2 separate regions of the Homo sapiens genome follow, and region 2 is linked to region 1. The links are chromatin loops, found by intact Hi-C in ENCODE. Cell type or tissue: heart right ventricle. All regions are shown on one strand. Each heading gives the region's core, and the rest is flanking DNA. Links, peaks and the distances in the headings are about the cores only.

What was found. Hi-C counts contacts between places; a loop is a spot of excess contacts. Peaks named below come from ENCODE experiments on the same cell type or tissue, not always from the same donor. Only the 100,000 strongest peaks of a DNase experiment are listed, where the experiment ranks them.
Region 2: it touches region 1 in a loop (2.6-fold over the local background); 6 of 110 quality-filtered maps call a loop at or near these places.

Annotation. Positions count from the first base shown.
Region 1 is chr1:46,804,192-46,808,577 of GRCh38, reverse strand. All of the region lies in intron 1 of CYP4B1 (cytochrome P450 family 4 subfamily B member 1), which reads right to left. Among named protein-coding and RNA genes, the nearest start is that of CYP4B1, 7.3 kb to the right of the region's middle. In heart right ventricle, for the core only: no CTCF peak of the experiment used is centred there; DNase peaks (open chromatin) are centred at 1,051, 1,737 and 2,157; H3K4me3 peaks cover 1,208 bases; H3K27ac peaks cover 3,599 bases; H3K27me3 peaks cover 320 bases.
Region 2 is chr1:46,745,606-46,749,991 of GRCh38, reverse strand. No RefSeq gene overlaps it. Among named protein-coding and RNA genes, the nearest start is that of EFCAB14, 29 kb to the right of the region's middle. In heart right ventricle, for the core only: a CTCF peak has its summit at 2,100 (motif pointing left); a DNase peak (open chromatin) is centred at 2,111; H3K27me3 peaks cover 1,540 bases.

The DNA of each region.
Region 1 (4,386 bases), core at 237-4,236:
AAATTTTCGCAACCTACTCATCTGACAAAGGGCTAATATCCAGAATCTACAATGAACTCAAACAAATTTACAAGAAAAAAACAAACAACCCCATCAAAAAGTGGGCGAAGGACATGAACAGACACTTCTCAAAAGAAGACATTTATGCAGCCAAAAAACACATGAAAAAATGCTCATCATCACTGGCCATCAGAGAAATGCAAATCAAAACCACAATGAGATACCATCTCACACCAGTTAGAATGACAATCATTAAAAAGTCAGGAAACAACAGGTGCTGGAGAGGATGTGGAGAAATAGGAACACTTTTACACTGTTGGTGGGACTGTAAACTAGTTCAATCATTGTGGAAGTCAGTGTGGCGATTCCTCAGGGATCTAGAACTAGAAATACCATTTGAGAGCTGTTTGTTAAAAAGAGTCTGGCACCTCTCTCTCTCTCTCTCTCTTTCTCCTTTCCTCCTCTCTTGCCATGTGATGTCTGCTCTTCCTCATGAATAGCAGTTTCCTAAAGCTCCTCCTCATGAATAGCAGTTTCACCAGAAGCAGATATTGACCATGCCTCCTGTACAGCCTGTGGAACTGTGAGCCAAATAAACCTTTTACCCAGTCTCAGGTATTCATTTACAGCAACACAAAGGACTAAGACATCCATGTTGTATCTTCCAGGGAACATTCTTAAAGAAGGACACAGGCATCTGATAATGTAGCCCCCAGGGATCCTTTCTGGCCCAAGCCACTATCTCCAAGGGCTCATGGGATTGGGCCTATTTTGGCCTCCAGCCACCCGTCTGTGCCTTCTCTAGGGCTCTTCCCCTCCTAGGCCCTCTGTGGAGTCGTCTGTAATCATCCCATTGATCCCTTCCCTCACTGCCTCTGAACGCAGAATCCTGAGTTCAACCCAACAGGGCTGTAAGAGTTTTCACTGCCCTTGAGTACACGATGTCAAAAAGAACACAAAGTGATAAAAATCATCTCCACCCACAGGCAAGGGGAAACATTCTTGTATGCCTGCCTCCCTCCTGGCTGGTATCCCTGGAAGTGCTCCTTTCCCTGGTGTCTGTCTTATTTTTCCATCTGCCCTCCTGGGTTTTCCTTGCCAACTTCCTGGTCACCTGGCCATTCCCCTTCTCTCCATCCCTACCAGGTCCAGAAAGCCCAATTGGATGGGTCAAGGAAAGGCTTAAGTCACAAAAAAGCCAGACTCATAGGATCTTAGGATTGGAAGGAGCCTTTGGCTGATCTGGTTCATCCAAGCCCCACTTCCCTCCTTATCAGCTATGCTTGTGCACCTCTGCAGCAACCCCACAAGGGACAGTAGACCCTGGTCTCATGCTGACCACATTCACAACCTGTGCCCTGATCGAGGTCGCAGCCAGCTTGCCACTGCCTCCCTGTGCCCAGCTTTCTCCTAGCTCTTTAGATTTATTTAAGAAATAAAGAAAACTAAGATAAATAAAAAACATGTGCATGAGCCCAAGCGATGGCCAAACTTTTAAATAAAGCTAGAGAACTAGAAGCACCTGCCAGGCACCTGCCTTGATTACCCCGGGAGCCTGGTAAGAAGGAGGACAGCTCCCAGCACCTGGTCCCACTATTGCAGCTGCAGCCCCTCAAGAGGGCTGAGGCATCCTCCCTGTGGGGTACACGTGACTGCCTGGACAGTTCCTCTGGATTACACAACTGCATGCCTCAGACTCGCCCTCAGAATGCCTGAGCTGGGACACTTACAGGACTGGAAGTTCTGGGACGGCTTGTTTTTTCTCCAGAAGGAAGGAAACAGGAAGAGAGCAGGGTATGAAAATAATTCACTGATCCCAGCTCCCCAGCCCCACCTCCCACCCTCACATTGGCACTCCTTGTTGACCTCACCAGAAATAAACCACTGGAGGGATTGGGAAGAGCAAGCATACGTCACCACTTTCCTCTCTGCTTCTCAAGAGCCTAAAGTAAGCTTTGCTCCAAGAATCAGATCGGAAAAGGATTTCAACATTGCCTAGTGGAACCCTGACCTCTCTTTAAAGGTGGAAACGTGCGGTACAAAGACCAAAGGGAACAGTCCAGCATGAGTTAAGGGAGACCAGGGATCCTGGCTTAGTCTCTTTCTGCAGCCCTTGTTAGCAAGCCTGCTCAAGCCATCAGCCAGTTGACCCGAAGCTCAGTGGGCCAGTGTCCAAGAAACAAGCTACCCTTGACCAGTGTGCTGCAGCTACAGTGCCCCAGGGGGCTGCTTCAGAATGAAAATCAGTCTGCTCACAAAATGGGGATAAGAGTTTCGAAAAACAAAAGGTGAGGGAGGAGAAAGACGAAGGGGTTTCCTTTTCGGCAGCATGTCATAGTTCCCTCAAGGCAGGTCATGTCGGTCTCGGATTCCCAGCACACAGGGTGCCTGCCCAGCACCTTCACCCAGTAAGAATCCCTGCCCAAGTGCTCAAACATCTCTAGTGACAGGAAACTTCTTTTCAAAATACCCCAACCATCTTTGGACAGTCTTAATTCCTCAAAAGGCTTCTTAGTCGCTAAAGTGAAAGACACCTGCCCATAGCCTTCCCCATGGGTCTCCCTCTGGGACCACACAGGCTCCCACTGCCCAGGGAAGTCCTGCAGGGATTGGGAATTGGGGGCTAGAACCCCCTAGGACTGCTCTCCTTCAGGATGGACACCCTTAGGTGCCCTTTGGTGCCCTAGTCTCAGCTGTCTCCCTACTATGGGCCCTCTCCCCACACCCCAAAATTACCAGAGCTCCATGTGTGCATGAGTCCAAGCCACTGCCAAGCTTTTAAATAAAGCTAAAGAGCTAGAAGCCAAGAAAAAAACAACCAAAAGGGAGAAGATGTAGCATCTCTGAAATAACTATAAAAATCAGTGGGAAAAGCAGACTCAATGTACAAAAACTCATTGGGGATTCAGCTGTGAGGTTGAACAGAGCCATGGAGAGCCTGGAAAGAGGGGATCGAATGCAAAATACCCCAGGGAGCAGAGAGGTGACTTCCTCCCATGCTGGTGACAAACATGACTTCATCCTCCATCCTCCCTTTCAAAGACAAATAAACCATTACACATGTACATGTGAACAGATAACATACAGAAAGAACCCCTAGCTCAATAGAAGGAGCAAAGAGACTTTGGGTGAGATCAGTGTGGTCACCAGGACTCTCTAGCCACCATGCCTTGGCTAGGAAGTGATGATGGGCTTTGCCCAAAGTCACACAACTAGCATCGTGCCCCAGTCTTTAGATTCCAAAGCCTGTGCTCTGCCCCCAACATCCCTCCTGTCTTCAGCATCCAAAGGTGAACTCCAGACTCAGGAGCACCCAATCAGATGAGAGGAGGAATGCAGGAAAACATCCAAACAGCTAAAAAGGCAGGAAGGCAGGGACCCAAGAAATGCCCAAGAGTCCAAGGGGATGCAGTCATCTGTCCTCAGTCCGCATGGGTGGCTTTGCTGCCCAGAGTTGGTTCCCCCCAGAGATTCATCCACTCTTCCAACACATGGGCATTGTGCCAGGGACAGTGCTAGTTTCTGGTTACAGTGGTGAGCAAGACAAAGCCCTGCCCCACCAGCATACATTCCAAGTGGGGAGAAAGAAAATAAAAAGAATCAAATACACCAAGAATACAATTTCATGTAGTGATAACTCCAGAAAGAAAAAAAGCAGAGTAAGGGGCAGGGCTGCCACTATGGATGGGGGTGGGTCAGGAAGGCCACTCTAAGGTGACATTTCAGCAAAGATCAGCAGAAATGCCTTCTGGAAAGCCCCATGGCATCAGCCACAATCTGCTTCTCAAAAACTTTTATTTCAACTGCCCTCTCTACCTCTCCCCTCCTCACTCCTGGCAGATCACCCTTGCTGTACTTCCCAGAGAAAATAGAAACCATCAGATAAGAAACCCCAAAAAGTCAGCTGGCAGACCTGAAGGACCACCCCACCTGCACCCAGCCTCTCTGTTTCCCTCTGTTTCAGGAGAGAAGCATGCAGGGCCTGTCCAAGACCAGTCCATCTGGATTCCAACCCTCCCCACAAGGCACCTCACCCATCAATCAGCCCCTCTCTCCCAAATCACAGACCTCACCCTCTCTGCAGGCTCCTTCCCATCCTCATTCAAAATTTGTTCAAGTCTCTCACTTTAAAAAAAAAAAAAAGAAAGAAAATGAAACCAAACCTCCCTTTGTTCAGCTTCCTCCTCCAGCTAACACCTTATTTGCTCATCCCTTCATAATCTAACTTCTCTAAAGAGCTGTGCCCACTGTTTCCAATTCCTTGTGATGGCCCCACCTCTCCTATGCTGATCTTGCTAAGGAATCCAGCACCCTCCCTGGCGCTGAGCCCAGTTGACTCCCTGTCTCTCATGCACTGTCTCCTGGATGTCCTCCCCTCTCTCCCAG
Region 2 (4,386 bases), core at 145-4,144, 58 kb after region 1:
AAATGGGTTCCTCTACAACATGGTTAGTGCCTAATAATAAAACAATCAAACCATACATAGTACAAACGTGTCTGACAGTGGGAGAGGACACAACAAGGGCAGAAAATGTGAATTAGATTCTGCCAAAATAAGACCCCCAGAAAAAGCCTGGGGCTTGACTATTCTAGCCAGCTGCCTCTAGGACCCTCCCTCAGGAAGATATTGAGGTTCCCAACTGTTTCCAGCAGCAAGTGCAGAAGAGGAGGAATTACTTTTGCTTAATCAGTGCTCTCCACTTCACTGAAAAGATGGAAGCCCTGGAACATAAATGTATTACTCACCTTCTTCTATCTCCAACCTCATCTTGTCCCTCTCCCTCTCTTCCGATAAATGACAGAAAAGATGATGAGTAATACAAGAGGCCAGGAGCTACACAGAGATTTTATAAAGACTTGTGGGCAGACTTTTGGAAAGGAAAGTGGTTGAGGAAGGAGGCAGGAGGGAATAGACCTCAAAGCTTATACCAAGGCAGAATTCAAAGACAGGATCTCCCTCAGGCTATGGCAGGGTGAGGAGGGTGGGAGGAGGTGTGCCCTAACTGTGTGTTGGGTTCTGGAGGAAGGAAAACCCTGACCAGCAGGGACACTGAGGCTAGTTCTTTCTTCATGCATCTTTGCAATGTTTTCCCATCACCCAGGAGGAGATTGAAGCAGCAGGAACCCAAAGCCATGGGCCTGAGCAGTAAAGCCATCTGAGGTCAAGTTCACCCACTAAGCTACTACTGTGTGCCAGCCCAGCACAAGGGCTGGGAACACACAGTTATCTCGAACATGATCCCTGCCCTCCAGTAGCTCACAGATGAGTGGAAAAGAAAGACACAGAACAAATCAAGGCAGTTACGCATTTTTTGCTGCTGGGACCAAGGTGAGGGGAGTGGAGAAGAAATTTGTTCCAACCAGGGTGGAAAGGAAAGTCATGAAAGCCTTTCTAGAAGAGGGGCCATAGAAATGAGTCTGGAAAGATAAATGAGCACTCCCTAGCAGGGAACATAGTTTAGGTAGACAAGGCCATTGAGGCGGAGTACAGCTGGCCAGTTGTTGGATAAACCTGGGGTAGTGAGCATGAGGATGGGGCAGGCTGAGGGAGGAGGCTGGAGGGGCAGGCCAGCCCAGGTCATCCCTGGCCTTGCAGGGATGGAGCAGGGTTGGGGCTTTACCCTACAGGCCATGGGGAGCATCAGAAGGCTTTAAGGGAATTAAGGCATTGGCAGTAATGTCCACTCTGGCTGCTATGTGAGGAGCGATGTGAGGAGTTAGATCCTCATTAATATGATTATTATGGGGATATTAATTTATGCAGGTGGACCAGAGGGTGGAACATCAGTGAGAAAGGCTGGCAAGAGATGATGGAGGCTTATATTAGGGCAGTGGCCATGGAGGAGTACCTGGATGCAGGGGTTTGGGGGAGCAGAGGGAACAGCAGCAAGACCAGGATAATCAACAAGGTCAGAGACCAGAGATCCAGATTCAGCCCAGTCCAGTGTTCCAGCCTCTGGCCCCATGCGCCTGCTGCCTGTCCCAGCTTTGGATGGAAAAGAAGTAGAGGGAGGTGCAGAAAAAAAGGAAAGGAAGGTATGAGACGCTGAGCAGTGACAGAATTGGGAGGTAGGAGGCGGACTGCAGCATGACCTCTTCCTTGAGCTAAGGAGCTGCACTCAGCACTGTGTGGTATGAACTTGGAGAAGTAGGATGGCTGGGAGGGAAGAAGACCCTTCCCTGACTTCCTTCAACAGACGTTTGTCCTGGGCCTGCTAAGAGAGTTGGAACTAGCAGACCTGGTTCAAATCCCAGGCAAACCAGTTACCAACTCAATGGCTTCACGTAAATGACTAAATCTCTGAGCCAGTTTCCCCATCTGGAAAATAGAGATGGCCATCCCTGCCATGGAGAGCTGCTTTAGGAGTTATAAATAATATGTATTATAGTAATTGGGCACAGAGTGGGTGTGCAGCAAATGGCAGTCAGTATTCTTTGCCTAGAACTCTGCTGAGGCTCTAATCACATACTGTGAGGGTGAACCTAAACAGTCCTAGGCTTTGGAAGGCTCTGTGTTTCCATGCTTCCCTCTGCTGGTCAAAAGAGGCAGTCTCCACTGAGGAGAGAATCGCAGGATGCTAAGACCAGACACAGCTCCCCGCCCCCTACCTAGACTAAGAATCCTCTTATATTGAACCTCAGGGTGAATCCTTCCAAAGGCAGCAGATGTGATGTAGCGTATAGACCACCAGCTACTTACCAACAGTGTGAAGTTGGATGCATCACTTCACCTCTCTGAGACTTTGTTTCCTTGGCTATAAAATGGGGTGATAATCTCTGACATGTTTCACAGTGTTGCTGTGAATCCCAAATGAGATTATGTCTATGGAACTTTTTAGAAAACCTGAGCTACGCATAAATGTTAGTGATCAGGCACTTTCTGATGTCCCTTCCCCACCACGCTAGGTGCTCATGCTGGCTGGGTATGTGCTCATGAGCACCCAGCATGAGCACCTCGTGTGGTGGGGAAGGGGCATGAGAAATATAAGAAGCTGCCCCCATCCTTGAGGAGCTCCAATCCAGTCAGGGAGACAAGTCATGCTTCAGGCAGTTATTGATGCTATGGGATGGGGACTCTGTGTGCCCAGAGGAAACAAGAAAAGACCTGCTGTTCTGTTGGCCTGTTCCAAGACCCCCAGTTTTTCATCCCTAAAAGTGCAGAGGCTGAAGCCACGTCCAGAATGACCAATAGGTCTCCAACTATTGCATATCTTGGTATAATCCTCCTTTCTGCCCCTCAAGGCCATCTTCCCCAAAGCAGTGAACAGGGAAATGTGGAAAGGGGTCGCCAGAGTCCACAGGCTAAAACCACAGCTGTCTCCAAGTATAGAAACCACCTCATATTGGGGTAAGACTCTCAAGAGACTGCTGTACATTGTAATACCTTCTCACCAGATTTCCTGGGCCAACCCCTAATGGGCTTCACAATTACCCTCACCTCCAAAGCTTTATTTTGACTTCACCTCACTAAACTTGTTAGATCACCATAGTTGGGTTTCCACCAAGGAAACTTACCCTGGTTTCCTAAATCTATAGAAACTCCTGAGGACATGGGTATGGACAAAAAATTACAGGGATAGAGGGAGGTTCAAATAGTCAAACAGGAATAAACTGGCAGGGAAACCGAGGTATACTTAGCCCTTCCTTAGAATTTAAAATCAGGAAAGAAAATGTTTTTGTCTGACAAGGAAAACATATAAATAAGCATTTTCCAAAATGAACTATTCAAAATGCTGATTTATTGCTAGACGTCAATAAATTTTCCATGGGAAAGGGGCTCCATGATCAATTAAACTTGGGAAACTGAGTAAAAAATAAATTTTGCTGCAAGATGCGTCAGAGCCTTCATTATTTAATGCCATTAGGACTCCTCAAACAGAATGGAGTGTAGTATATGCAGTATTTCCTAGGTTTATTTGACTAATGAACTGCTTATTCCAGACACTCTTATTAACATCTTATGGGACTTCAAGAATTTCATGAAGTTAAATGCTGATATCTATTGTGGTTCCCTTTGTGCCCTAGCTTCCAGGAAGCTCAATGTTAACCATAATGCTTATATGGCAGAAAGCATATAGCTCAGGTCTGAGATGGAATTATCTCCCCTAGTAATATTTCAGGATTCCTGGACAAGACATTGCTATTATTCCATAGCATTATAGGACAGATGTTGCTACAGAGAGTGTAACATTTCCTCCCACCCCTGACTACCCTTAGGCTCTATTCCAGGCTCATTAATGTGACCCCCTGAATCTTAGGTCTGGTTATTCCCAGCCCCTTAAGGATGCAGCACAAGACTAGGAGCCAAAGACTGTCCCTTGAGGGACTGTCTCTTGGGAATTCTCAAGGTGAAGGCTTACAGACCATCTGCTGCCAAGTCTGGGGAAGTCGCTAGGGTAGATAGTGACCCCATAATCCCTGAGGAATCAGAACTGCCTGCTCATTCCTTGGACCCAAAGAAAAGTCTTAGTCCACCTCCAAAATTGCCTGAATTGATAAGGGCTGTCCCAGGACAGTAGCTACCATGATGACCCTGCTCTACTATGAACCCCTAGCATATTACTGCCCCTAAGGACAGCTGAGGAGCCCTGGAATGTAAAATGGGCCTCTGCATGTTGCGGGAGAGACGGCTAGGACTTCCTGAGTTAACCAAAACCAGAAGTCTAATGCTCAAACCTCTCCAGGGAAAGAAAAAAAAAAAAACCCTGAGATCTTCCTAATCCCCCTGGAGACTGAGGAAGGCACCTCGATTCTTCCTCCAACCCATTCAATTGTCAGTTCACTGGGGAAGCATTACAGAATAGTGATTAAG